Regions from separate parts of the Mus musculus genome. Here all the other regions are linked to region 5. A link is a loop called in an ENCODE intact Hi-C map of the cell type or tissue named here. Cell type or tissue: heart. All regions are shown on one strand. Region 1 holds the start of Prelid3b (PRELI domain containing 3B). Region 2 has its middle 18 kb from the start of Gm40017. Region 3 has its middle 5.2 kb from the start of Ankrd60. Region 4 holds the start of Nelfcd (negative elongation factor complex member C/D, Th1l). Region 5 overlaps Zfp831 (zinc finger protein 831). Region 6 overlaps Gnas (GNAS (guanine nucleotide binding protein, alpha stimulating) complex locus). Region 7 holds the start of LOC115489499 (a long non-coding RNA gene).

What was found. Peaks named below come from ENCODE experiments on the same cell type or tissue, not always from the same donor. Only the 100,000 strongest peaks of a DNase experiment are listed, where the experiment ranks them.
Region 1: it touches region 5 in a loop (2.7-fold over the local background); 11 of 42 quality-filtered maps call a loop at or near these places.
Region 2: it touches region 5 in a loop (5-fold over the local background); 17 of 42 quality-filtered maps call a loop at or near these places.
Region 3: it touches region 5 in a loop (3-fold over the local background); 9 of 42 quality-filtered maps call a loop at or near these places.
Region 4: a loop joins it to region 5, with 3 times the contacts of the local background. A loop is called at or near these places in 5 of 42 quality-filtered maps.
Region 6: a loop joins it to region 5, with 4 times the contacts of the local background. A loop is called at or near these places in 38 of 42 quality-filtered maps.
Region 7: a loop joins it to region 5, with 4 times the contacts of the local background. A loop is called at or near these places in 24 of 42 quality-filtered maps.

Annotation. Positions count from the first base shown.
Region 1 is chr2:174,470,641-174,474,640 of GRCm38, reverse strand. It overlaps Prelid3b (PRELI domain containing 3B), which reads left to right and starts at 1,700. Exons shown (of 6, transcript NM_025531.2): 1 at 1,700-1,809. The coding sequence starts at 1,778. It overlaps Gm38546 (a long non-coding RNA gene), which reads right to left and starts at 1,630. Exons shown (of 2, transcript XR_867090.2): 1 at 1,052-1,630; 2 at 532-827. In heart, a CTCF peak has its summit at 1,566; a DNase peak (open chromatin) is centred at 1,550; H3K4me3 peaks cover 2,126 bases; H3K27ac peaks cover 1,738 bases.
Region 2 is chr2:174,898,453-174,902,452 of GRCm38, reverse strand. No RefSeq gene overlaps it. Among named protein-coding and RNA genes, the nearest start is that of Gm40017, 18 kb to the left of the region's middle. In heart, a CTCF peak has its summit at 1,607; a DNase peak (open chromatin) is centred at 2,102; H3K27ac peaks cover 403 bases.
Region 3 is chr2:173,581,523-173,585,522 of GRCm38, reverse strand. It overlaps the pseudogene Ppp4r1l-ps. Among named protein-coding and RNA genes, the nearest start is that of Ankrd60, 5.2 kb to the right of the region's middle. In heart, a CTCF peak has its summit at 1,904 (motif pointing left); no DNase peak of the experiment used is centred here; H3K4me3 peaks cover 260 bases; H3K27ac peaks cover 107 bases; H3K27me3 peaks cover 2,197 bases.
Region 4 is chr2:174,414,069-174,418,068 of GRCm38, reverse strand. It overlaps Nelfcd (negative elongation factor complex member C/D, Th1l), which reads right to left and starts at 2,265. Exons shown (of 15, transcript NM_020580.3): 1 at 2,113-2,265. The coding sequence starts at 2,199. In heart, no CTCF peak of the experiment used is centred here; a DNase peak (open chromatin) is centred at 2,228; H3K4me3 peaks cover 1,496 bases; H3K27ac peaks cover 919 bases.
Region 5 is chr2:174,674,298-174,678,297 of GRCm38, reverse strand. All of the region lies in intron 3 of Zfp831 (zinc finger protein 831), which reads right to left. Among named protein-coding and RNA genes, the nearest start is that of Zfp831, 33 kb to the right of the region's middle. In heart, a CTCF peak has its summit at 2,431; a DNase peak (open chromatin) is centred at 2,447; H3K4me3 peaks cover 639 bases; H3K27ac peaks cover 571 bases; H3K27me3 peaks cover 619 bases.
Region 6 is chr2:174,327,714-174,331,713 of GRCm38, reverse strand. All of the region lies in intron 1 of Gnas (GNAS (guanine nucleotide binding protein, alpha stimulating) complex locus), which reads right to left. Among named protein-coding and RNA genes, the nearest start is that of Gm30189, 2.3 kb to the right of the region's middle. In heart, CTCF peaks have their summits at 600, 846 (motif pointing left), 2,024, 2,698 and 1 weaker place; DNase peaks (open chromatin) are centred at 963, 1,773, 1,823, 2,543 and 1 weaker place; H3K4me3 peaks cover 4,000 bases; H3K27ac peaks cover 3,804 bases.
Region 7 is chr2:174,850,624-174,854,623 of GRCm38, reverse strand. It overlaps LOC115489499 (a long non-coding RNA gene), which reads left to right and starts at 1,267. Exons shown (of 4, transcript XR_003953980.1): 1 at 1,267-1,703. In heart, a CTCF peak has its summit at 2,439; a DNase peak (open chromatin) is centred at 2,533; H3K27ac peaks cover 779 bases; H3K27me3 peaks cover 533 bases.

The sequences.
Region 1 (4,000 bases), 200 kb after region 5:
ATCCACCCACCTAACGATCCATCCCCATCACTCCAGATGAAGGAAGCAAAATCAGTAGACTGGTACAGTCATGTTTTGGAGAGCAATGGAAAAGAAGTAAGTTTTCTGGTATGACTTTGACAAAGAAAAAATCTTGAACTGGGGGCAAAGAAAGAAAAGAGAAAAGAGGAAGAGGAGGAGGAGGAGGAGGAGGAGGCAGAGGAGGCTGGCCAGCTAGCTGGTGAACAGCTTCATGAAGCTCTAGGGCAGCAGGGACTGACTGTTCTGTAGTGACTGCACTAGAGCCAGTAATACACAGCACTAACTTCACATCTTAACAAAGGCTGGGGCCCTCTCAGCAGCCCTTAAAACATTATCTCCCCAAGAAATCACTCAAAGTACTGAATATATATATATATAATCCCCCAGGTAAAACAAATTACACTTAGCAGCTACCAACCATATTATTTCCTTCCTGTCTAATATAATTTTTCTATCTTTTAAAATATAAACTGCTTTGGCTATTTTAAAAAAAAAAATGATCCACCCTCCTAAATTAACCTGGCTTTATTTGTTTTTAACAATTGAACAAACTAGGGACAAAGGGTAATTCTAAGTAGCTCTTTAAGTACCGAGATGCAAAGATTTTCCTCCAACTGTCATTTCAAAAGGCAAATTGTTCTGTCGGGAGGCACAGGATGCGGGGAACAGGGTGCGCAGAGGTGGGAAGCTACACCTGAAACCCAAGCCAAGCAGTTCGTCCATCTTACCCGGCACATCTCTGAATAGAACCACATGCCATCCGCTCCTGCCCCCTCACTTCTTAGTCATTCTCTCACGAATGTCATCTGTAATTATTAGGTACAGGGAGGAAATCACTGAACAAGCCTAGCAAGAGCCTCACCCTCACGTGCCTACAGACTAGAAGTCAAGCAGATAAACTAAATGGCCTAATTAATTCATTCCTCAAATAACTATTTCATTTTCAATAACCTTTAAACCCCTGCTATCCAGAGGTGCTGAGTGCCATGATGGAGACAGGCCAGGGCTGGCTTTCTGGGGGATGACTTACAATGGGAGCTAACAGATAAACAAGATGACTCCAGAGTGGTAATTGCTGAGGAATATGTAACAGGAAGTTGTGGAGGCACAGGAGGGCGTGGGCATCACTGAGAAATGGTGATGGAGATGACCTATGACCGTAGAGCAATTGGTCCAGCCCTGTCTGGGTGGCCTGTTCCACCAAGGGTAACCAACCCTGGGCTGGCAAGGGCACGGGTGCTGATTGAAACCACCCCTGTCCCGCCACCCCACTGCTTAGATTGAAGAGGTGGGACTAACTCTCTAAGACCACACCACAAAACCGTACTCTGGCAAACGCCGCCAGGCTCAGCCACATCCAATGAGAACTTTAGACACATATCAGCAACCCGCCAAACCAGCCAAAAAGTCCCGCCGCCAAGGCCCGCGCATGCGTAGTGCGGCGCCGGCCGGCCGCCTCACTTTTCGGCTCTGCGCCGGCGCACTGAGCCTTCACGAAGGAGGGACTTGATTGCGCCGAGCATGGGGGGCGGGGCTTGGTTGCTCTGAGCCAAGAAGACTGGGCAGGACTGCGCCGCGGGGCGGAGCCAAACCCGGCTTGGCTAGGCCGCGGGATGGCACTTCCGGGCGTCCTAGCGCCTGGCTCGACGGCGCCTGCGCGCTGCGAGGCCGGCCGGCCGGGACGGGGCGGGGCCGGCGAACTTCTGTGCCTCACTGTCCCCGGACACTGAGGGACACCGGGCAGGCAGCTGGCACCATGAAGATCTGGACTTCGGAGCACGTCTTTGAGTGAGTGTGGGTGCGGCGCCCGCCTCCGGCGCCCTCGGGGAACTTCCTGGCGTCGGGTGTAGCGAGACAAGCGGAGCTCGGGACTCGGGGGGATCGCCAAGGTCACGACCCCGACCCGAGCTAGGGCTCCCTGTCCCCAGGCCTGGGAATTCCTCCCACACCGTCGCCACTGACGGAAGACAAGAGCGGGCCGTCGAGCCTGATCCGGAAGTGACTCCAGGGGTCACAGAGCACGAGGCCCGAGGGCTTCACAGGGTTTTGGGGTGTCCTGAGCGCCGACGTATCCAGGGTATCCTGGAGTTTCCTGACTGATACCTGACAGACTCACCGGGACCTGACTGAACCCCGACGGCTTGTGGTGGCTGGAGTGCCCTGACTGATACCTGACAGACTCACGGTGTCGTGGCTGAACCCCAGTGATGGCATGATGGCCTGAGTGACCTGGGTTGTTCTGACTGAAATCCCCCATGTTATAGCGCCCCTCACCCCCACGGACATCTAGAAAGCTGGCCACCCACGTGGAGTGTCTTCCTGTTGGTCTCAGCTCATGCTACCATGATGCCAAACATTGATGACAGTCAATCTGGAGAGCAGATCTCTTGATTTCTTGATCAAGATCTCTTGATCTAGAGACCAGGGCCTGCTCTTGCAGATAATTTGTCACCTCTGTTTCCTATTCCTCTCAGCCATGACAGCTGACTGATAGCCAGTGTCTGCTATCACATCCAGTCACAGCTTTATGGTTCTCTGAACTTATAGTGGGAAACAGGATCAGAGTCAGTGGGGTGTTGGGAATTATACCACCCAGGTTCATGGTGCCACACACAAGAACAACAGAGCTTTCTACCTAAATAACTGGTTTACGCCTTGTTCCAGCCCTCCTTTCTGACTGATTTATTGTGCTCTATTCTACAATGTCATCTTGTCATAGTTATTGTTGACTTACATCCGAAACCACTTCCAGATGATCTGAGCTCCTTCACTCACTTGGCCAATGTTGCCACACTGTTTTAATAGTATAGCTTTATGGTGCCTTTTAATCTACAAATGCCAATCCTGATTACTGAGGGTAATTGTAAAAGAAGTTTTACATAGTAGATCATATCTGAGTACCTGCTGTGTCCCAGAAAGGACAAACTACTAGAACTAGAAGGGACTCTCAACGTTTGTACCACTTCTGGGACTGAGGGGCTGTGGTCCTTAGGATGCTGTCTGTTTCAGAACAAGGGGTTCTGGACCCCAGTCCTCTTCTACATCTGAATGCTTTGCTTCAGAGCTGTTGGCCCAAAGTGTCATCCTTAGAACTTAGAACTTGTTCCTCCCTTACGGTTCTCTACATCTATACTCTTTCCTCGGCTTGCCTCCCCCCTCACCCCCCCTACCCCAACCCTTGGATCCATCCCTTCCCTTTCCTAACGGCATGTGTTCAATGAAAGTCGGTCGTTGGTGATCCTAGTCTATTTTTGCCACAGACCTCTGGAGTAGATGAAAGCTGAAGGACCTGTCTTCTAGAAGATAGATACACAACTGCTCCCTGGGAGGAGCCCAGCAGTGCCTTGTATCCAGACCGGTTGGGCCACCCAAAGTCCCAGCCTACATGCACTTTGGCACCAGGATCTGTATGTCAGCCAGGATGGTGCTGCATGCCTGTAACCCTAACAGTTTGGGAGCCTGAGACAGGAGAATTCCCATGAATATCAGGCTAGCCTGAACATCCGGGTACACAGTGTGTGCTGGGCAGCCAGGACAGCATAGCAAGGCCACATCTCAAAACAGTAACAGAGACAGAAGCGCACTGAACTTCCCACTTCGCCTCCTGAATTGCAGTCTTGATGTCTTGCTTCCTTTTTCAGGGTTCCATCTTGAGAACATTGCTCTCTCAAGCAGGACTCTAGGTCATTCCTCATCCAACCTAGCTTGGATTTTTTTGGGCACTGTCTTCTTGAGAAGCCCTGATTAACCAGTCACTACCAAAGCTGCTTGGTATGTTTTTAGTCTCACTCCACCGATTTCCATACTGTCTGTGTCCTTGCTTTCTGAAGATGGATTTCAAACTCTACATATTGTATAAGTGAGCCTTAATTTGTTTTTAATCTCAAGCCCTATTCCACAGTCAACAAAGGTCTGTAAGTAGAAGCTTCATAAATCTAAACAGTCCCCAAATGGCAGTGATATAGGCCAAGGCCTCTTC
Region 2 (4,000 bases), 220 kb before region 5:
AGCATTGAACGACACCATATGAGGTAAGATGCTGGATGTGAGCAGATGTTTCATAGACATATGACGGCCCACTGGCTGGCCATGCGCGGCCAGAGGTGAGCCCGCCCACAGGGCTGCAGCTCAGTCAGAGCCTTGGTTTAGAACCGTATTCTTCCACTTCCAGTGTTTTGCCTTAGTTTTTGAATCTGCAACATGGGCACTATACTGCCTCTTCCTTGCATGAAGTCGAGGAAGGATGGCACACCACTCCCCAGCCACAAGCAGTCTGGGTACCAGATTTTAGGCCAAGAGTGCTTGGGGCGTTGCTGAGCGAGGAAAGGGAGAGGCAGAACCGCCCGCAGTTACTCCTGTTGCTGCTGCGCTGCCTTTCGGGTTCTGCGTGGTGTAACAGAGCGTGACTCACCCCTGTTTTCATTCACGAGTTCAGGCACCCACTTTAAATAGACTTCACTTGGGATCTACCCTGGGATAATTACTTAATGTGCCATCTAATCGGAGATCTAATTAACGCAGGCGTTCTCTGACAGCCATCACGGAGCGCAGAAAGCAGGTAGGCGCAAGGCTGTCACCTGGATCCTTGAGGAGGTGTCTGAGGCCTGGGAGCAACCCCGGAGCAGCAGAGAAAGGCTACAGAGCACTAGCACCCTCACCCTGTGACTTTCGAGGCGACACAGGAACAAGGGGTACAGGCTCTGGAGGCCTGACCCCTGCTGCTGACCCGGAAGGGCAGTGTTTAGTGCTTGCATTGCTATGGTGGGGTGGGACCGCGATGGCGGGCCAGTGCCTTCTCTGAGGAATGGCAGTGTGGAGAGGGAAATGCTGTGGGGTCCAATGAATAATGCTTAGGTCACATCAGAGGAAGTGTGCTGGAAGTAGATCCCGGCAGTGGGCTTGTTGACGCTGCACTAGTCTGAGCATCGATTCTGCACTCAACTAACTCTCACACGACCACTGCACCTCCTATGAGCCCCAGAATTCCAATGTCCATTCCAGTGACCTCTCCAGTGACAAAGGGCTCTCTGGAAAGCCCTGCTGGCCTCAGGATGAGACAGTTAGCTGCTGTTTTCAGTTATTCAACCTCGACTCCTCAGGAACCAGTGAAGAACCAAATTCCAGGAGAGCCCAACGTGTTGGAGTTGTCCAAAACAAACATCACCCAAACGTCCAAGGAGATGAGGTAACAACGCTAAGGTCCAGCCGCAGCCCCCGGAAGTGCAGGTGGCCACTGAGCACAAAACTAAGTTTACAGATATGTCAGTAACCTCACTTTGCAGGAAGGGATTCCTCAGATCAAAGTCCAAGAGGAGGTCAGGGGTCAACCTCCATTGTGACACTTCTAAACCCCACCATCCAAAATTCCCAAGGAGTGGCAGCTGGGGCCAGAAATGGAGGGACCAGAACCACAAAACACAAACAAGGGTCCTTTGGCTGCGTTGACGTCTTCAAACAGCCCTGCTCAAGGTATGGTCACTCACTATATTATACTTAATATAATATTATTTATAGGGCCAGTCACTTTATTATATTTAATATTACTTGTATTAGATTTATATTAGGTTCAGGAGCTCTGAAGACCCAGAGAATATTCCAGAGGTAATGCTTCTGTCTGGCCCCAGAGGGTGCTATTGCCTCACAAATGAAATACCTTCCCTTTGCAGAGCCTAGAAGTTTCCATGCACAGAGAATCTTCCAGAGTTCTTTGGCTGGTCCCCCTTTTCTGCAGAGGAAGTCTTTTCAAACCCTGTGGCTGGAGCAAAGAGCAGGACCTGTCAGAGCTGGGACACTGTTTGTTGATTGTCACTGTGTGTCCAGTCTGTTGCAATGTGTCAGAGAGTATTACCACGTATCAAAGCCTGGCCCTCTGCTCTATGGGCTACATACCTTTCCTCTTACATACTCTACTGTGTGGTGTGGACATTCTGTCCCTATGCTGTAGGGCCTTATAGAAACTGGACACTTGCATGAGGTCCCAGTGTCCCCAAAAGGACCTGGGACTGCATGATAGTACCCTTGCGTCATTTGGGGACTTTGTGATCCTAAATTTCAGCGGATCCCTCTGGTGTTCAGGAGAACACATGTCTGTAAGGCATTTCCGGTTCCTTCTGGCCCTGCTGCAGGGCCCTCGGGCCTCCAGGCTCCCTTGGAGGTGTCTGGCAGCCAGCAAGTCCTTGGGAAAGGTCCTGCTCAACAATGAGCTCTGGCCAGATGTTCTGGGGTTTTGAGCCATATTTTTTATGACCCAAGAAGGACCCTTTCCATCATTTTTAAGGAAGGGAAGAACTCAATGAGTGGGAAAACTGGGTTTAGGGTGTCTGTTTTATACTGTAATGTGCAGAGGAGGCCAAGGTTGGGGTCTCTTTATAGCTTCAGCTGAGCCAGCAATGTTGAAGGCCATAAGTCAGGCAGGGGATACAGGGTTGAAGAGAAGTGTTTTCTTCTCACAGTTATTTATGCACAAGAGGGAGAAGGAAGAGGAGGAGGAGAAGAAGAGGGAGACCTAGGATAGGAGATGGACAAGGCAGCCATGAGCACCACCCTCCTTTGCTTGCCTTATGCCAGATCACACACCGGGTTAATGATCTGGACCCAGCCTTCACTGGGAAAAGGAGGAGAGCAGTAACAAAAGATGTTGGACATGCTCCTCTGGCCTACGCGCACACACACACACACACACACACACACACACACACGTGCACACACACACATATACACACACATATACACAGAGACACACACACATGCACACACAGACACACACACACACACACATACCACACACACACACTCAAAACATACAAAAATAGGAAGTTAAAAAAAAGAGCATCATTAGGCAAAATGTGCTAACTGAACGAACACCAACTGAAATGAACTGGGCATGCTGGGATCTTAGGGGGCAGAGCATGGCCCCCCAGGATAAAGGTTTTCTAAATCACCTAGTGTCTAACCAGTCATTCTCTCTTAACATGAACCATGTCTGGTCTTCAAGAAGCTCACGACCAGCATCCCAGGGCTTGAGAAGACAAAAATGGCAGCTGAGAGCTTTTCAACATGGTAGGCATTCCAAGCTTCCAGTGGGCTTTGTCCAGCATGCTCTAATGAGGCAAAGACAGCCCTGCAGCTGTTAACTAACCCACAGAAGCTTTTCTTGGTGGCTCCTCTTGCAGCTGCTGAGAAAGGGTCAGAGAAGGGAGGGCGCACAGGAAGTCCCTATCCGTCCCCACTGGCAGTGGCTCCAATGAGCATATGCCTCCCACAGACCCCATCAAGGGCTGCCTGGGACTTCATGTGATGAATTGGTTCTCTCCGGGTGAGCTTCCTCCTGCTTTTCAGGGGCAGGAAGGTCTGTCAAACATTGTTGAGCATCGTGGTTTGAATCAAAATGACTTCCAATAGGCTTGTATGGAGTAGCAATATTTGGGGGTGTGGTCTTGTTGGAGTAGGTGTGACCTTGTTGGAGGAAGTGTGTCACAGGCTTTGAAGTTTCAAAAGCTCAAGCCAGGCCCAGTGTCACTCTTTCTTCCAGCTGCCTGCTGATCCAGATGTGGAACTCTCAGCTCTCTTTCCAGCACCACATCTGCCTGCACAGGACCTTGCCTCTCAGCATGACAATAATGGACTGAACCTCTGAACCTTTAGATGTTTCCCTTTCTAAGAGTTGCTGTGGTCATGGCATCTATTCACAGCCATAAAACTCTAACTTAAGGCAAACACGTAGGAGTATCAACCCAATGGTTCACAACTACAGTGATCATGAAACACTCGAAGGCAATTTGAGTTGTTACAGTGGGCAGTGGGTAGGGTTGCTCCTGATGTCTAGCAGGTATAGGCTGAGGTTGTGTGTGTCTGAAATATCCTCCATTGTTGAGGACAGCCCAGCACGCTGAAATGACCATGACACCAGAAACCATGACGCCAGTGCTAGACTGACTGACACAGATTGATTGACAGTGTCCAAGACTCTCAGTCTTTGGTTGTTGCAAATGTGACCACAAAAGACAAG
Region 3 (4,000 bases), 1.1 Mb after region 5:
ATTAAATGTGGTAGGGGTCCCCCTGCTTGTTCTTATAGGCAACACAGCTGCTCCTGATCTTGGATCTGTAGACTTCAGCGACGTTAGCGGTTGCCTGAAACACGTTGCCCTGAAGTTGTGCACAAAGTTTTTCGAGTGCGCTGCATTTCATTCAATCTAGTAAGGAGCCGCTGGCCTTGCCCGTAGCACATTCTTGTAAATAGCTCTCTTTCTGTTTCCGTCTTAACTCCATTATTTTTTTTTCTGGGTTCTATTTGTCATTTTCTCTATAAGCCCAGCTTTTAATTTTTGCAGTTAGAAGCTATATTGTTTCATAAATTTTCAGGATAGCCTATTAATTTTATGCTTCCATAATGGGAACTGTGCAGAAATAATTTTGTATATGAAACTCTTTAAATAATAATGTAGGTTTTTTGTTTGTTTGTGCATGTGTATGTTTGTTGTTGAATTCTCCACAGCTTTGTAGAACAGTTCATGATGAGCAAAGCCTCGGGCAGAAGAGGCAATCCTGGTCTTTATGGACGTCTCCCAGCCCTAGAGAAAAACACAGTCTTACTTGAAAATAGTGATTTTTAAGATTTCTTGATGATAATGAAATTTTATAAAAATGCCATGCCCTCAAAGGTAACAGTGTACTCATTTTGAAGGGTGATGGTTTTAAAACTGGGCCCCTCATGCTGGATGTATTTGTCTAATGTTACTACCCTGATTTTTCCATTTCCCTTGGAGAGTGTTATGTGCATGTATATATTATTAAGACCTATTTAAAATCTTCTCTACGTGAGCTAGTGAGAACTGAAGGAGATGCTTTCTCTTGCTTGTCAATTGATTGTGAGGGTGGACATGAGGATGCCCTTGTGCTGTAGAGAGCGAGTGCTGCTTGTAATTACCTCAGCTGGCACTGCAGCCGGCATCTAGCCGGCAGGGCCTCACAGCCGGCCGCGGCCACGGCTCTCACATTACTCGCAGGTGGTGGTGATGCTGCAGAAGTTCTGCTGCCGCGGTGCCTGTGCTCTGGGGCTCATTTCCATCCAGGAGCGCATCTCTGGATTCTGGCACTGCCCTGAGTGGGCTGGAAGGCAGGTTTTTGCTTGCATCTGCCGGGTTAGCACAGCCCCGGGAGAATCTGCCTGTGGATTCGTTTCACTGGCAGAAGCTGGGGAAAGTTTACCGTGCCTGCTCACCGTGTAGGAGACTGAGCAGCTCTTTGAAGGGTATAGGATCTTGTTCCCAGTCACCCTGGGCACTTGTTCACACCCCAGACATGGTTGGTACTTACTGTGTGCTGTGTATCCTGAAGATGAAATCAGCGCAGAGCCAGCCAGCTCTCCCATCGGACCCAGCCCTCTCCTGTTACACTTCATCCAGGGTATACCTGAGTGAGAGGTCAGAGTGGAGAAACCCATTCTCATGCCCCAGGTTTCAAGCTTATGTCACCTTGTGTTCTCTATAGCCCCTTCTGACTAACTAGCACCTTGGAAATGCTTGTGCATGTGTGTGTCACGGGGTGGTTGCTTGAATGTCAGCCATCTTGACACATCTGATTCTCTAGTAATGGCTCCTGAGTATGGCCCATGTGGAATATGATGGCACGCCTGTTTATCTTTAAGGATAATTGTTCTGGATGAAGCATTAACCCCCAAAGAGGCCAAGTCAGGATCCCACTAGACGTGGAAAGCCATGGTTTTGGTTTTGAGGGCTTTGTTCCCCCAAGTATTATTTTAACCATTTTGGTGTTCCATCATGCTGTCTTCTGGCATCACAAAGGCAAAGGGCATGGTACGCCATCTCCAGGAGCTGTGCTGACAGCCAGCTTTAATGAAGCCAATTCTAATCCCAAGCCTGCAGTTTAGTTGTCTGCCTAGTAAACAACTGCAGTGAGAGGACTCACTAGCGCCCCCTATTGGGCTAGAAGGACATAGCCGGTATTTTTCCACAGCACAGCCATCTGTGAAGGAAAACATCAATATTCGTTTGTACAGCAATGCCTTTTTTCTTTTTCTTTCTCTTCTCTTCTTTTCTTTTTTTTCTTTTGCTTTTATGTGTTTAACTACTTACCTGGAATTCTGGAATTTAGAAAAATAAGAAACAAACAAGAAATGATACCAATTCATTTTGTTTAAGAAAAAACATTTTTTTTTCTTCAAAAAAATATTATTAAAGTTGTAGAAAATCTGGAAAAACACAATTCAAGGGACTGATGCTCCTGAGATAGTGTACTTCAGAGACTTGTTAATCTCTATCTGTACACAGCTCTTGGAAGAAGGTACTAGGGTGACAAGGCAGGTCTAGAGTGAGACCTCGCTGGCCTAGAGCCTATTTCTGAGCTCCCTGCTAGTGGCCTGTTTAAAGCAGTATCTCTGCAAGGTAGAGTGTGCACCATGCTGTTCCAGGCCATGTCCCTCTGACCTGATGAGGTTATCAATGGGAACAAGCATTGAATGGGAGCCTGTTGATGAGCCTGAGACACTGTTATCAAGATGCTGACTCACCCTGGTACCAACTTCTCTTAGAGGGGCCGCCCATAGGAACCAGAGTCCATGTGCCTGGCTCAGGTCTCCACTCACTTGTTGGTCCTAAGACTTTCAGTGCCACTGCCACTCTGGTCCAGACTTTTCGCACCTATAAAACAAGGCTAGTGTTGTTGCTCTCCAGAACCAGGTGTGAGGAGAGAGGAAGGAGTGTCCTTTAGGCACTCTGTAAGTTAGGGGGCAGTGCACAGACTCCACTGCTGAGCTCAGGTAGGCATGGCTAGCTTTGAGAGGCCTGAGCCTGGGCCAGCATTTGGGTTAGCCTGGCAGCCAGTTCCTGTCTTAAAGGCGGGGTGCTGAATACCTTCTTATTGCCCGAGTGTGTACAATACGGCAGCCTCGTGCAGGGTGATTGGTGCAAAGGATGAGCTACTGCACCCCTGAAGAAACTGGGTTCAGAAAAGCAAAAGGACTTACCTGAGGCCACAAAGTGACCAGTTTAAGTTTCAAATCTGCATCTGCCTGGCTCCAGAGCCCACGCTTCTCCTGCAGACCTTGCCGTCCTTGGCAGCCATTCCTTGGTAGTGAGTTATAAAAACTATAAACTGGCCGGGCGTGGTGGCGCACGCCTTTAATCCCAGCACTCGGGAGGCAAAGGCAGGCGGATTTCTGAGTTCAAGGCCAGCCTGGGCCTGGTCTACAGAGTGAGTACCAGGACAGCCAGGGCAGCACAGAGAAACCCTGTCTCGAAAAACAAAAAAACAAAAAACAAAAACATATAAACTGCTTATAACTAAATTCATTTCTTGAAATTTAAAAGGCCCCCCCCCCACCTTGCGCATCAAACCTATAGATTCAGAGGTAGTGTCTTTACAATGACATAAGTATGTGTGCTTTGACATCTTGAGGAAGTCACTGCCAGGCTCTCTTTTCTGCAGGCTGTGGTGAGTGAAGGGTCTGTTCCTATGGACCAGTCTGTGGGACACTTGCCTGCCAGCCTCCTGAGCCTGGTGTCGGATCCTGTGCCAAAGGAAAAGGTTCTGCTGCCCAAGGCACTGCGGCAGACACTGCTGGAGAAGGGTGTGTGGACCTTGCTGGCTTCTCTGTTAACCCTGGCTGTGACAGGTGGCAGCTAGGTCCCCCAAAGAATTATATATAGCAGGCTGGATGGTAGTACACTGGAGATACATCACAGCTGAAGGGGTGAACATAATTCCATTTCTTAAACAAAGATACCCCAGATACAAACTATCACACTGTTTTCTAGATAGTGAAGGCATTTTTCAGTTCCGGTTATGATAGGAAAGGAAGCCAAAATCTTATCTCAAAGCTCTCGCAGTGTGATGCCTGCCACTGGTCTGTTTAAGCCTGAGTGATGCTGCGTGCAGACTGTGTGTCTGTACTGGCTCGTTTCCCCACCGTGGTGTGGCCCCCTGTTTGCTCATTTCCCACCTTCCCCCTGTCCTGCTCCCCACATATGTTAGATCTCAGGAACTACAGAGCAAGAGGCATGCAAATATTTAGTTACT
Region 4 (4,000 bases), 260 kb after region 5:
CCCAGCTCAAGTCTCCATCCTCCAGCCCTCTGGACTTTCGCCCCTTCAAGTACAGTCAGAGAATAGAGATGAAGCAAGTGGGCAAAGCGCAGGGGTGTGCAGTGTTTTCACACTGTCACATTCCCACCTACAGGCGTGCTGAACCACAGTCAGGACACCTAAGTCACAGGTGTGACACCCCACTAGCTCATCCCTCTCATTGGAGAGAACACATTAGGGTCAACAGGTCAAACCAGCGTCACTAAGACTGAAATTCAGTGCCAGGTATAGTGGCGCACACCTTTAATCCCAGCACTTGGGAGGCAGAGGCAGGCAGATTTCTGAGTTCGAAGCCAGCCTTGTCTACAAAGTGAGTTCCAGGACAGCCAGGGCTACACAGAGAAACCCTGTCTCGAAAAACCAAAAACAAAAAAAAAAAGGACTGAAATTCAGTGGACTCTAGGCCAGGGCCTGGCACGCCTAACCCTCAACAGACACAGAACATGGACGACAACCACCAAGCTAATCCACAGAGTACTTTCTTGTGTCTGTGTGGTCTCCTGAGATGTTCCTGTGTGTACATTGTCTGTGTGTAGATGTTAGAGATCAAGGTTGGGTGTCTTCTCCAGTCACTCTCCACACCCCTTTTTGAAGGTCTCTCGGTAACACGGACGGTTCAGCTGGCTGGCCAGGGGGCTCCAGGGATCCCCCGGTGCTGGATTACAGACAAGAGCTTTTTATGTGGATGATAGTTTCTGAACTCAGGACCTAGTGCTCCTGTGGCAAGCACAGTACTCGCTAAGCCATCCCCGACTCTTACTGAATCTGAACCACCTCAGTTACTGAGCCACTTAAGTGACACAAAGGACATCACTCTGAGTCTTCTTTCCTTCCTTATGCCCTGGGCAGGTGGCTGAGTCTTTCTGCCTTATTTTACTTATGAATAACACTCAATTCAAACTCTAGAACAGTGGTTCTCAGCCTTCCTAATGCTGCAACCCTTCAACACAGTTCCTCATGCTGTGGTGAACTCCACCTGTAAAATTACTTTTGTTGTTACTTCATAACTGTCATCTGCTACTGTTAGGAATCACAATGTGAATATGCAAGATATCTGATATGACCCCCACAGGGTCACAGCCCACAGGTTGAGAACTGCTGCTCTAGCGCCTAGCCTGCGATACCACACAAAAGCACTTAGCCCAACATCCAAATTAGCTAAATCCAACTCTATATATCCACCTCCGAGTTCCCAAGTGATGTAGTATGCTCTAGCATACAAACAGATGCCCAGGGTCTTATGTCCTACTGGTCAGCAGCTAGCTCTATAGGACCCCTGGAAGCTGCAACTGATGACTGACAGCTCCTGGTCCAGCAACCAACCAACCAACCACGGAGGGCTTCCCTCACTCGGTTCCAGAAACCCCTCACCTTTCCTCCATCACCCTCACTGCACCACTGACCACTCCACTGGTATACCTCACTGCATCCCATATTCATTCAAAGCTCATCTCACTTCCTGTAGAAAAGCCAAATTCCAGGGCCCCTACTCACTGTCCAGAAGGATATGGGAGGCTTAAGTCAGTCATACAGCTGGGTGGACTTCTGATTTCCTAACCCTGGTGTTTGGGGGGACACTGAACGATACCCGTTCCCCATCTCTCACCCAAATCTTGGACAGTCGGGGCTACGAGATCTTTCCTGTCCTGTACTCTAAGGATGAATGAAATCACCCAAAAGTGGAAAAAAAAGTTTGGTCTGTCCAGCACCGGAGAGTGTTTTCCCAACCCCAGAATGCTGCTGGAGTTTGGAGTTAGTTTGTTCACTGTATCACTGTGGTCCACTTCTCCCTTAGAGTCTGTCCTGCCCCCTCGGGCACCATGGCTTCTGCTTCGCAGAGATCAGCCCCAGGTGTCACTGGGAATCGGAATGCATGGGAAACTGAGGTCCCTAACGGGGCAGGACCGGCCCGAAGCCCTGAGTGCAGTTCCTGGACCCGCTTTGCTAGGGTCCGGGGTCGGAGGTCAGGGAGTCAAGGGTCACGGGTCCCCGTACCCGGGTCTGGCCGGAGCAGGAGCCGCGAGGACAGGACACAAACCCGGCTTCCTGGCGGAACGCCTACGGCCCTCTCACCTGGCCGCCGTCTGCCTCTTCGCCCCACTCTGAGGCATTCCCGAAGTAGTCTTCTCCCATAATTGTACCCGGCGCCGGACCCGCCATATCTGCCGCGTCTCCTCACTGCGCGTGCGCCGGACACAACAAATGGAAGAGCGCGTGCGCGGTTCTGGGCCTCAGGCAAGGCTAGAGAGGCGGAGTTGGAAAGGGGCGTGGTTACAGAGGAGGCGTGGCCTAGTCTTTGGCCTGCTGGGCGGGGAAACACCTTGTAGGATCTCTCATGAGCAAGATGGCTTGAGTCACAGCTTTATGTCTGCCCAGAACACTTCCAAGTTACCTTTTCTCCTTTTTAAGACAGGGTCTCGCCGGGCGCGGTGGCGCACGCCTTTAATCCCAGCACTCGGGAGGCAGAGGCAGGCGAATTTCTGAGTTCGAGGCCAGCCTGGTCTACAAAGTGAGTTCCAGGACAGCCAGAGCTATACAGAGAAACCCTGTCTCAAAAAAAAAAAAAAAAAAAAAAAAGACAGGGTCTCACTCGGAAGTGCAAGCATGCTTCCAGTTGCTATAAAAACCTCGAACCTTCAGTGAGCTTAAGCTTTGCCTGGACAGTGCAGCTGCCAACCGAGCAGGTATCACAGAAATGTTCGGATTTCTTTTACTATGGGCAAAAAGTACTCGGTGCATTGCAGAGCGAGATATAAAACATATTTCCAGTGGAGGAGGCCCTACAGCCTACAAAAGCCATGACTGGGCTCTGGAAAAGTGGACCCACTGAACACCTAGACTGAAGATACCTGGAGAGGCCTCCTGGCAGGTGGCCCCAAATCATCGATCGGGGAGGTTAACACCATGGGCTCTGGATGCAGACAGTGAGGAGAGGCTAGAGAAAAGAGCCAGCCATGTAGTACAGTCCTCAGGCACTGTCTGCAGAGCTGTTGGAATGCTATTTTACTTCTTCCTTCCTTCCATCATTTGACAAGTGTTTGTTGAATAACTCCTAAGTGCCTGGATCATTGATAACACCTGGAGTACAGTGACGTACTCAGGGACGAGATCCTTGCCACTTTGCCACCCATGATCCGAGGGAGCTAGCCTGCAAACAAAGGGGAGAAATGATAATACTGGATAACCAAAGTAAATAGTCTGTAATGATAGAAGAGACTTTCCCAAGATGCTCAGGGTGGCTCTTTCCATTCCAAATAACCTGGTGAAGAAAGTCCCCCACCAGAGCTTGTGGCACCCTGCATTGTAGTTGATGCCAGAGCCACCCAAGGTGACAACCACTTGCAAGGCTTTAGTCCGATGGCACATTGAAGCACTAGACACAGAGTTAGCAGGTAGTCAGCAGGAATTAGTTATTATAAAAGTTCATCTGGATTTTTGTTTAAGGAAAGTGATGGAACAGATATATCTGGAATGTCTAGCTATTTGCTACACCCAAAGAGGACTTATGGAGAGGAGGGAGGAAACCAGAGTTGCAGGGAGTGAGGAGGAAGGTGGAAAGGCAAGGAATGGTCTGGTAAGAGGCTACTTAGACTTCCAGTCTGTACACTCACAGATAGCCCAGCAGGAGGTAGGTTTCTGCCTGGGGACAAAGATGTGTTCAGGCTGAGGCCATTGGAGGCAACCCTGAAAGGCTTCTTTGCAGATGGTGGAAGGACCACTTTCCATCTCTCTGCTTGGTGGGTCTAGATCCAGCTCACATGATGAAGGAGCTTTAAGTTCAGGAGTGCCCTGCTATGGATTTGTTTCAGGCTCATTTTTATTTGTTTTCTGAAAATGTTGGGAATAATGAATGTCTGTTAAATTCCAACTATGGCTCTTAGATACTGTCTGAGTGGAAAGCAGGCAGATTCATTTATGAATAATTAATTGCACGTACAGAAGCAGGGATTGTCTAACTCAC
Region 5 (4,000 bases):
ATTGCGAACAGGCATCTACTGGAAAAATGAAAGTGACTGTCCTAATGCCGACGGAAAATGGGCTCTTAGGGTAAGTCTCTATGACATTGTCCTCCAGTTCTAAAGGTACTAAATCTCAAAGAGCCGGGATGAAAGCAGAGAGCTGTTCTCTGAAAGCCACATTAGGTGACTCAAGCCAGCAGCTCTGGGGATGACAAAGACGTTATTAAAGACGCACAGTGAAAGTTCAGCTCAGCTGCCTCGTGAATGTGAGCAAAGCACATGACACCAAACTAATGCTTTATGTAACGATACTTAAAGGGGCCTGGACCACAAGAGTAATCAATTAAAGGTCAGAGGTGGCGGTTGGCCTGTTGCATCTACGTCTCTCTATGCTGTTTTAGGTTGTCCCCAGACTCTGTGCCTTCTTTGGGTTGAGGAAGAAAAAAAAAAAGGTATGGGGCCTATATGGTACATGACTCCATCTTGAAACTTACAGATAATTGGTGTCTTGGGTTCTCCTGGAGATGACTTCCTAAAGAAGTCCTGGGAGAAGTATAGATCCAGAAGAAACTAGAGGGAGATGGCTTCTGTAGGCAACCCTTCAGAGAGGTGAGAGCTATAGACAGGATATGGGAAAGAGCCAATCTGGAAGAAGGTTAGTGCATAGCATCTACTAAGACCCTTGCTGTGTGACCCATGGTGTGTAGAATAGAACTCACTGGTTGTGAAAATTCTCACTCTCCTCTACCTCTTTGGGGGTGAAAGTTCCCCCAACATGTGCTTCCCTGTGTTCAGCAGCCCTTCTCCACCCAGTGGTCCTTCACCAGACAGACACCCTTCCTCAGCACAGGGTGGCCCACTACCACCTTCCACCTGGTACTGCACACAGTCAGATCTCCCTAAATTAGGCATGCAGAGGCTTGGGTCAATGTTTTCCTTAATGCAATTACTAAGTTGGGAGGACCTACATGAGGCCACTAGAAACTACCGAAAGCCATCAGAGACAGCCCTAGTAGTCTAGGAATAACATATAGGGGCATTGCTTAAGTCCCCAGTCTGACTGATTTGCTTTTGTGCCTAAGTCTTTTTGAGTTGGATTTTAGTCGTTTGGTACCAAGAGCAGTGATGGATATTCAGCCATTCTCCTAACCCACAGGGACACTGAAGCTTCCTTAGACCCCAGAGTGAAGGGAGGCATATATTCTTGAATGTCAGTTGACCCCTAGTACCCTCCTGCTCACTTCGACGCTGGGATGAAAGATTTACCTAACATTACCTCATGGTAGACTTAAATACAAGGCTTGGTTCCCCCAGGAAGCCTCTAATGGATCTACATTTGAGAAACAAATCAGATTGATGGAATGAGCTAGTCTTTTCTAGAAATAGCCGTCTGCAGCTTGCATCAATTCCTCTGGCTTCCCATTCTGCTGTGCTCGCGGCCATCAATTCCCTCCTTATCGAACTCCTCAGACGACTGCAAGGCAGATCCTCAAATGGAGAGGTGGGATGAGGAGCAAGGAAGAAGGATGTGCGTGTGTGCGAGAGCTTCTGGGAGCTCAAGCTGTTGAAACCAACTCCAGTCTTGCTAACCCAGCTGCGGAAAAGGCATCGATTGACAGGAAAAGTCAACACAAAACCAAACAAAAGAGAAAGCCAAACTTGCCCTTCAGAGAAGTTTCCAGAACATGTCAGACAGGGCTCATTCTGAGCTTCAAAATGCAGTTACTTAGAATGGACTAAGAGGATTTCTCTCTCTCTCTCTCTCTCTCTCTCTCTCTCTCTCTCTCTCTCTCCCTCTCTCTTTTAGTTTTTTTTTTAAATTATGCATTGTATTTATAATGAGTCACTTCAATTAATTAAAATTAAGTACAACAGAACACAACAGATAAAAATTAATAGCAGAAAATGAAGAGCCTCCTCTGCCACTTAGGAACAGCAGCGTCGTGTGCTAGCATGACAGAGTGAAAGCAGAGGGTAGAAACCACGCATGGAAACCCAGCAGAACCCAGAAGCAACTGTAAAAGGAGAACAATCGCTTCCAGATGAAAACATATACCACCTTTCTCACTTGAGCCATGAACGTGTGAGCTTGTGAGAGTCAAAAGCATAGTCTATTTAACCCACTTTAGCAGAGGTAGATGCAGACATGTCTTTGGTTCTCTATGGTCTCCACTGCAACGTTCAACGTTTTAGGATACAAGGAAGACACAACGGGATTTTAGATTGCCCTTTCAGAAACAATGGGTAAAGCCTGGTGGGTGGCAACTATGATGCAGGAGGAGTTCCGTACGTTTGAGGCAGCCTGGGCTATGTAGCCAGATCTTTCGTGGAGAGAGAAAACAGGAAAGGTACGATTAGAAGCCACAACAGCTCCCCAGGAAATAGCTAGTGGACAAAGTAGGAATGCCCGTGTGTTCTGCTAAAGCAACAGGGTGCTATACTGGAGTCCACCACTAGAGGCATCAGAACACCAGGCTCTACCGTCAGAAGGGCAGGAAGAAGCCTAGGCTGGGTCAGGGCAAGGGGGTTTGGGAGATACGGGATACCCAGAAATTCCATCTTGGGAAAGATGCCCCCAAATCACAAATGTAACTTTGGATGCAAGTGACAAACTCGAAATGGACCCGGTTCAGTGAGAAGCTGGGAAGAAAGGACACATACCTATCAGGAGGGGACGGGTACAGACCTTTCTGGGATAAGAATAGAAAGCCCACCTCCCCCAAGTGCCACCACATTCCCCACGGGACTTCTAGGGAGTTGGGGGTGTGGAGAAGCAGCTGTCTTCCTATAGTCTCCAGGACCAGAAGGGAGAAAGAAAAGGAATTTTCCCCTCAAATCCAACCGGTGAGTCCCAAAAGAGGATACAGACAAACTGCGTTTGGCATTTGGCTCTCCTAAGCCAGATGCTGAATGTGTGGGTGTTAGATGACAAAGAGAAACGGCAGTGAGCCCCCCCCCCCTTAATAAAGATCTCTGACAGTAGTGTGTGTGTGTGTGTGTGTGAGAGAGAGAGAGAGACAGAGAGAGAGACAGAGAGAGAGAGAGACAGAGAGAGAGAGACAGAGACAGAGACAGAGAGAGAGAGAGAGAGAGAGAGAGAGAGAGAGAGAGTTTGAATTACCATCATGTAAACACTGGAAGATCTATTTACTGTCAAATTCTAGATTTTTCTCATAGAGACCAGAGCTGGCTTTCTCCCTGTATAGGAGCTAAGATTACCCGGATGATAGTTTGGTTTTTGCATTTGTTTTGTTTTGTTTTGTTTTGTTTTGTTTTGTTTTGTTTTGTTGGGTTTTGTCCTTCCTTCCTTCCTTCCTTCCTTCCTTCCTTCCTTCCTTCCTTCCTTCCTTCCTTCCTCCCTCCCTCCCTCCCTCCCTCCCTCTTTCTTTCTCTCTCAGTTCTGAAGCAAAGCTCAGTCCTTAGCAGCAGGACTCAGGTGTGAGGGACCAGAGAATCTGAGTGCCGCATGCTACTGCCTCTTCTGGGCAGGCTGCAGCGCCCGCTCCTCTGTCTCTGATTTACATTTGTTTTTCTGAACGGCTTTTTTTTTCTTTTTCTTTTTCTTTCTTTCTTTCCTTCCATGTGCTTCCTAAAAACACGGTTCTGAGGGAGAGCTGGGGTGTTTTGAAGTTGGGAGGGTGGTTGCTGACCATATCCACGTTCCTTCTCACAGGGACCCTCACCCCATCCCCCGGTCTTCTCTTTTCCCATCTCTCACCCTGCTCTCTGCAATGCTCAGCTTCTCTGGGTCTCAGCCTCCTACGAGGCCCCTGCCTATACTCCTGTCCTTATTCCTCTGGGGGTCATCATTCTTCCTTCAGTACATCTGGGTGGCATTTACGTGAAAGCAGCAAAAAGGAACAAACAAGCAAGGGTCGCCTGCGTGCTCAGACTGTAAGCTTCGCCTGCTCTGCAGGGGTCCAGCCGAGGCTGGCAGTACAAACCCTGCTGGCGATTAGCCTGCTCCTGGTTTAGCCATTTGAACTTCAAAAAATATAAACTAAGACCCAGCAAGGTG
Region 6 (4,000 bases), 350 kb after region 5:
TTTTTTTTTGCCAAGGAGGAAAAGCCGCAGTGAAAAAAAAGAGAAGAAAAACCAAACAAGCAAATGTCACTTGCCAAACAACTAATTACTGTCTTTTCATCAGCTGCCACCCCAGAGTCTTCTCAGAGCGCTGAGTCCCCCCTCCCACCTTGAAAAGGACAAAAATTTTAAAAACGCCATTTCGAAACTAAGAAGCCATTTACAGACAAATGTCATTTTCCAGTTTTATCTTATTTATGAGTCTGTTTAAAACAGGATTTTATTTTTTACTTGTGTCTCCACTCCCAAAGAGGCCGAGTAACAGGAAAACCTGTGTGTTAATTGTTGGCTGCACGGGAGGGGGCACAGTTGGGGGGTCAGCTGCTACCATTTAATGCTCCTCTTTGCTTTTCAAAAAAGCCTGTAAGTCTAGAAGGGGGGGGGGGGAAGGTCACATTGTAAAATGACGTGTCATTTGGCTTCACTGGGCACTTTGCGTACTTTTTTTTTAATTTTAATTTTAATTTTTTGATCTTATTCGATTTGATTCTTCTTCTCTTCCTTCCACGGCCTGGCCTAGCTCAGGACACGTCTGCTCCGCGCACAGTCAGTCGGTCCTGCCCGAATCGCCCCGAGTCGCGCCCAGAGTCCGCCACGCTCCCTCCTCCCTGGCCCCCCCCACTTCGGCGCCACGACTTGCCCGCGCCCCCTCCCCCCTCTGCACCACCTTTACCGCCCCGTCCTTTCCGAGGGGCTGATGTCACCCGCCCCCCCACCCCGGCGGCTACTTCCCTCGCCAGAGTCTCCCGGCCGAGGTCCCCGAGTCCCCCCTAGTGGCCTTGGCCTCTCTTTGGGCCCCCTCCCAACAAATCGCACACCCCAGTGAGGCGGGTCCCCCTCCCTGGGCCCGCCGGCCCGTTTCCTGTCCCTAGCCCTACTCTGTCGCAGTCCGAGGGGCCCTGTGAGCCTCCCCTCCCCCTCCCGACACGCACCCTGGCCCCTGGCACTAAGTAGGCCTCGCGAGGACGCGAAGCCAGGGACGGGGGGGAGTGTGGCCAACTGAGGGGACGAGACCGAACGAGGGGGTCCCACGCCCAATTTGCAGCCCCCGCCCGGCCGAATTCCGCCCCGGGGTCCCCTTGACGGCCTCGCCCCCTGCACGCGCGCGGCCCAGCGGGCCGGAGGGCCTGGGAGCGAGCGCTAGAGCGCCGGGGAGGGGGGCGGGCTCGGCGCGCGCGGCCTTGCGGGTCGCCCCGCGGCACTCCCGGGCCGGGCCCGCTCCCCCCCGGGCCGCCCTTACCCAGCAGCAGCAGGCGGTGCGTGGCCCGGTAGACCTGCTTGTCCTTCTGCAGCTGCTTCTCGATCTTTTTGTTGGCCTCGCGCTGCGCCTTCTCCTCGTTGCGCTGGTCCTCGGTCTTACTGTTGCCGAGGCAGCCCATGGCGGCGGCGGGGCGCGGCCGGGCTGCGGGGCGGCGGGGACGGGGCGGGCGGCCTCGGGCGGGCCGGGAAAGCGGGGAACGCGGGGAGGGTGGCGGCTCGGACTAAGGCAAGCGCGCGGCTCTCCGCCCCTCGCTCCGGGGCCGAGGCGGAGCAGAGCAGGAGCCGCGGGAGCTGCTGCCGCCGCCGCCGCCGCCGCCGCTCTTATTGCCTCGGCCCGGGCCCGCCGCCCCGACCCAAAAGCGCCGCGGCGGGCGGGGGAGCGGGGGGAGGCGGAGGCGACGGCGGCGAGGGGGGTGGGAAGAAGAGGAGGAGGAGGAGGGCCGCGGCTGGGAGGGCGGGCGCGGGCGCCGGGAGGCGGTGCCCAGAGGCCGGGCAGGGGTCCCAGCACCCACGTCCGGCTCGGGCCGGCTCCACGGAGGGGTCGCCCCCTCGCCCCACCCGCAGTTCGGGGCCGGGGCCTGGCCGTGCGGCGGGGGGAAAAGGGGGCGGCCCCGCGGTGGTGACGACCCCTCACACGATGCCAGCGCTCCACCCCCGGGCCGGGCGGCCCCCGATCCCCCTCCTCCTGCAGCAGCAGGGCGGGCAGGCGCCGCCAAGGGGCCGGGGTGGGCGGAAAGGGAGGGAGTGCGGGCCCGGACTTAGGAAAATTTCGAAAAGGAGAGAGAGAGAGAGAGAGGGAGACACTGAGAGAGCCAGAAAGCAGGGAGCTTGGAGAAAAGCTAGGAGAGCACTAAGCATAGGACAGAGCAACCAAAAAGGAAAATGTGTCCACACACAAGCACTAATAAAGATCCACACTACACAGCAATGGTGGTGGAAGGTGGTGGTGGTGGATGTGTTGGTGGTGTTGGTGGTGGTGGTCGATGGCGATGTAGATGATGATGGTGGAGGGGTGGGGGGGAGGCTGACTAGATGAGCCGCTCGTCGCGCCCCCGGCGCCCGGTGCCCCTGGCCCGGGATCGCCCACGGCCTCTGCGCTTGGCGCGACCACTCAGGAAGGAGAAGAAGGCGCAGCCCAGGAACACTCTGAAGCAGCAGGTCGCCCCGAACACGAAGCCGCAGCCGCGGCCCTGCTCTGTGCGCCTCTGTAGCAGGAAGTTAAGCACCCATGAGGGGCTGCGAACCGAGAACACCAGGAACACCACGAGGGGCATGTGCGCGCTGAGTGCGCCTGCCTTGGCAGGCCCAGGCCGCCACACGACGCCCCCCACGCGGGGAGGCGCGTAGTAGGCATCATCTTCTTCATCAGTGTCACTGTCCCATTCGGCCCAGGCCCTACTCGCGCCCCCGGTGGCGGCGCCCTCTCCGAACCCGGCGGCGCCCTGCGCGGCGCCCTCGTCTTCGCCTGCGGCGGTGGCGGCGGCGCCCTCGGGGCCTCGGGCCTCTGGCGGAGCTTCTGGCACATTCTTCTTCTTCTTCTTCTTCAACATCTTCTCCAACTTCTTCCTCTCTTTCTCTCTCTTCTTCTCCTCCTTTCTCCTCTGCTCCAGCAGCTTCTTCTCCATCTTCTTGCGCTCTTTGTCGGTCAGCAACTTTGCGGGCGGCACATCGCGCCCGGCGTTCACGAGGACCCTGACGGACTTCGGGGGCTTCGCGGGGATCCCGTTCTTCTGCGAAGCGAACGGTTCTGCCAGCACCGCAGCCGCCACGGCAGCTTCGGCAGCCACTTCGGCGGCAGCCGCGGCTGTCTTCCTCTCGCTCTCGGCCGCTCGGGCTTTGAGCTTCATGGCCATCTTCAGCATGGTGCCCCGGCCACCTCGGGGTGCTTGGTTCGCGCCTGGCTCGGGCGGTCTGCTTGCCCCCGGCCTCGGGCTTCCCGGCTCCTGTGCGCCCCGTGTCGGGGGGCTCAGCTGCAGTCTCCGCTGTGCTGTCTTGGGGTCACCGAGTGCGGCTTCCCGGGCTTCGTAGGGGGCTGATGGACTGGCTGCCTAAGAGTTAGCGTCAAATAGGATGAGCAAACAAAAAAAGCGAGAACAAACAAACAAACAAACAAACAAAAAAAACACCCAACAACAGCAAGAAACCGAAAAGCAAGCAAGAAATAAGAACTGCCCAACAACTCAAAAAGGGGGGAAGAGAGTCTAGAAAAGACAAAAAAAATAAAAAAAATAACACAAGAGAAAGGAAAGTGCAAAGGTGCAGATGACAAGAGTTTGCTATTACCCTTAGGTGCTCCTTGGGTTAGCTCTTGGGGATGCCAATGGAGAAGAGAAAAGAGAAAAGAGAGAAAATTGGAGGGTGCCTGAAAGGCGCGAGGCAGGGCAGCGGCGCCAGGCGCCTCTGCCCTATCCCGGCTCTTGCCTGCTCGGGCACCTCGCACTTGGGCGGGAAGACCCCACGCTCCCGGACTTACATGTGAGTGAGACGCACTCACACGCAAAGCAGCGCCTGCCTGCCCGTCTGCCTGCCGCCGCCAAGCGCTGGGACAAGGGTTCGCTCCAGCCGGTGCTGCAGCCCCGAGCCCAGAGAGCCGGGAGCTAGCGAGCGCCGCTGGTACCAGCCACCTGAAGCAACCCGCTCCGCGGTGCCGACGCGACTGAGTGTCCCCGCCGCGGAGCGGGTTTTTCTAACCAGCCTGATG
Region 7 (4,000 bases), 180 kb before region 5:
ATGGGGCTGGAGAGGATGGTTCAGTTTGAGGTCCAGCACCCATGTGATATCTAGATGTGGCAATGTGTGCAGAGACAGGTAGATCTGGAGTTGGATGGCTAGCCAATGTAATTGAATCTACCAGGTCCAGGTTGTAGATGAGATCCCACAGTGGATGGAGTTTGAGGAATGACACCTGAAGTTGTCCTCTGGCCTGCATACACACACGTGTGTGAATATCTACACACACACACACACACACACACACACACACACACAGAAGCTTGTACACACAGCTGAACACACTAACACACCTTTCCTGAGACATGATTGGTTGGGTTGTGGTGTGAACTTTCTGGCTCACTTTTAAAGATGGCTTAAAAACAAGATGGTGCATGGGATGCTGGAGTCAAAGTTGAAAACCCATGACAAGACGTGCTCAAGAAGATGGAGGGCCATGGTTGGGCCCCATGGGTGGACACAACTCCATTCCTCTTCTTCTGAATGGGGTCCACGTGGGTCTTTGTCTCACACTGCTCCCTCCCTGTTGGTGAAACGATGACTCTAGAGCTCAGACATTAAGAGCCAGAGAACCCTCTTCTGGAAGCATGAGTCGTCTTCCAGCCTGACGTTAAGAAGCAACATGAGAAGGCCAGAGCCCTGCATGCCTGAACCCGTTGCACTGAGTCACCCATCACTTGCTTGACAGTGAGCAATCGTGACCTTTTTGGCTTTGCTCTTATTGACGGCAAGCTGGTGGATATGCTTAAACCGAAGGTGAGGCTTAGGGCTATTTCCCACTGCCTGAAGAAGTGAGATTGGAGAACCCCCCCCCCCATATGTTCTGCCTGCTTCTGTCACTACAGACCCTTCATTCACACCCAGCTCTGAGTATACCACCACGCTCTTGGATCAAAACAGCTTGTACCCTTGTCACCAGAGTGCCACCCCCACCCCTGTCCTAGCTTCCTAGGTGTTATTCCGAGCCTATGTGTGTATAATTAAAACAAATCCTACACAATTATAACCAGCAGAACCTCAGCCTTATTCTGGGAGGCATTATTAGAGTCCCCCCCCCCAACAAACCCTAGATTTGAAAAACATATTTTTTTTTCCACCCAGGCACCATCTGTCAAAAACAAATAAATGTTATGTATGAAGAAGTTCAATGCACATTCATGAACTTCTAAATTAAAGAACATTAGAAACAAAGCCCCATGCAGTGCATTCAATAAATAAATGCATATGTGTGCACCTGTCAAAAGTCAGACACGAGGTGGGGGGGACGGGGCACCCAACTGGGCAAAGAAGTAGAGGGGAAAAAAGGATAAGAAACAAGCCAAAGACACAGTGACTCATGGGACGGCTATAACCAGTGCAGGCGTATCGCAGATACAAAGGTTCCCTGAGGACCCAAGTCAGGACGGTGGTTTTGATTTCAGGATGAAGCATGGACCCAGGATACAGTAGGCACTCAATCATTGCTGCAGAATACAGTAGGCACACAACCATTGCGGAAGAGACAACACCCTGTTTCATTTTCTAGCCAAATGAACTCAGCTGTGACCCTTGACGTTGCCCATGTGGTAGAGGTCTGCGATAATTCACCTCTTGGGGGTGTCTGTGATGATGCTTCCAGAGACAGGCTATAAGGGGTCGGAATTAAGAGAATTCATGCTTCGATGAATCCACAATATGACCGCACTGTTGGGAAGTGCTCAAAGGTAGGAAGTGGGGCCTGGTTGGAGGAAGGCCAGTGAAGTCCTGTCTTGGGGCTTGTGTCTTGCTCTGGCTTCTTGCTGTATGTCCTCTGTGTCTCCCTGTCTGCAGCAGTAAGTTTTCTGTGTCCGTCCTCTGCGTCTACCTTCTTAGCAATGCTCCCTGTCCACCGTTAGGGAACCCCTTCACTGCAGTGCTCCCAAATGGCATCTACTCTGGTGCTGTACCTGTGTCCATGTAGAAACAGGGAAGCTGAGACTCCGGAAGGCAAATGACTTGCTCCCTTACTCAGGTTAAGGGGAAAGCAAGAATTGAAGCCTAATCTGTGGCCCCACTGTGTGCTTCCCTTGTAAACCATCGAGGTCGGGCTCTTAGTTTCGGGGGGGGGGGCAGGGAGAGGTCGGGGCGGGGCAAATGTGTTAGACAGACGTGTTAGACCATTAGTTGGACGCCTCACTTTTCCCCCTAAATGTCAGGACTTGAGACTTGCAACCAGCCTGTTTTCTTGAGTGTCTCAAGGAGGCTGTCTGAGTCCTGAGAGGCAGGGCCTGGTTGACTACAAAAGGAAAGGCTGATAGAAGTTTCAGGAAAAATCCGTTACAGCTGTAGGAAAGAGGATTTCCCACGAAGAACTACAGGGAACTTGGCTCCGAACTGGCGGCCCTTTGGATGAGAGAACAGTTCTCTCATGGAACGGCTTGCCTGAGGCAGACTACCTGGTTGCAGTTACTTCGGCGGCCACGTGAATGCGCTGTTGTGCAGCGAGTGAGCGAGGCGAGTGGGGGAGGCGTATGCAGTTGGGACTGCGGACCCTCTTTCTGCCTAACAGTCCAGGTCTGGTGCAAAAGTTGTGACTGCTAGCATCGCCCCCAGAGAAGCCAGATGCTGGGGGCCCTGGGAGGGTGGGGAGGGTCTGTGGGGACCCTACCCGACCCAGGCTGAGACCCCTTCCCCAACCTGTCAGTCCTGGTGACTGCCCAGTGTTCTTGGGGGTACTGAACTGAGTGAATCTGAGCCTAGGTGCATTGCAGTGGAAGGGAGATGGGCGGTGGGAGAGTCCCCGTTCCCTTTGCGCAGTGGCATCTAGCATGGAGGGATCCTTAGGGTACCATGACCCTGTGGGTCTGCTTGGTACAGACCAGTTCCCCCCCCCTTAACCCCCCCCCAAGTCCAGAACTGTGAGGGGGTATGTAGCCAGGGCCCCAAAGAGATGTGCTACAGTCTCCTTGTGCTAGGAAGGTCACTGCTTACCGTGTACTGTAGCACAGGCTTTGGGCCTGGACAATGACGCAGTATATTTTTCAGCTGGAAAGAAAAAGATGTGCGTGAGAAAGAGACATGAAAATACACATAGACTCTGTGTGTGTGTGTGTGTTTGTGTGTGTCAGGGTGGGAGTGGGGTATAGAAAACCTATGTACCTGTTAGGAAACCAGGAGAGACCCAAGCCCCCTTCCCCTCCTTCTGAAGGCTCAGAACTGGGATTTTTAGGCTTCTAGTCCCAGCTAAGGGTTAAAGGAGCTTTCACTGCTCCTGCCCGCCCTCAACTGCCAGTGGCAGGGGGCAATAAACCATAATTTTTTTCACCAGAGGGAGAGAGTGACAAGGAAAAAGAAAGATTAATTTTCTTCAAGGACACACACACACACACACACACACGCACACACACACACACACACACACACACACACACACACACACACACGTACGTTTTCTTATGTGCAGGGAGAGACAAACCAACACATTTCACGTATCTTTGTGCATACATAAAGTGCTGGAGCCGAGGACGAGTGTGTACGTGTGTTTTTCCAAGTTGGTGTGTGTTTCTTGGCTGCAGTAGAGGAAATGTTCCCAAGAGGACATTTTCTGTCTAGATAGACACACGCGCGTGCACGCGCACACACACACACACAATGCATTCTTCGTCACTTTCTCCGGAAGTGTGCAATTAAAGAGAGGGCAGGGGGTCGATAGAGACCTGAGTGGTGTGTGTGTGTGTGTGTGTGTGTGTGTGTGTGTGTGTGTGTGACAAGAGAGACAACGGAGAAACAGAACGGTGAACATTTTTTTCCCCTCATTTAGAAAACATTACCTTTCTGGTTTCTTGTTTGTTTTTTGTTTATTTTTTCAGCTAGTGGGAGACAGATTCGGAATGATATGTTTTGGTTAAAAACACACATGAGCACATATACCAGATTTGTGTGCTCACAGCTCATGTGTGTTATTTGGGGAAAGGGGAGGTATTTTGTCCCAGTGATGAAAGCTTTAGAGGGAGATTTTTCTGAGGTAGGTTAAAAAAAAAAA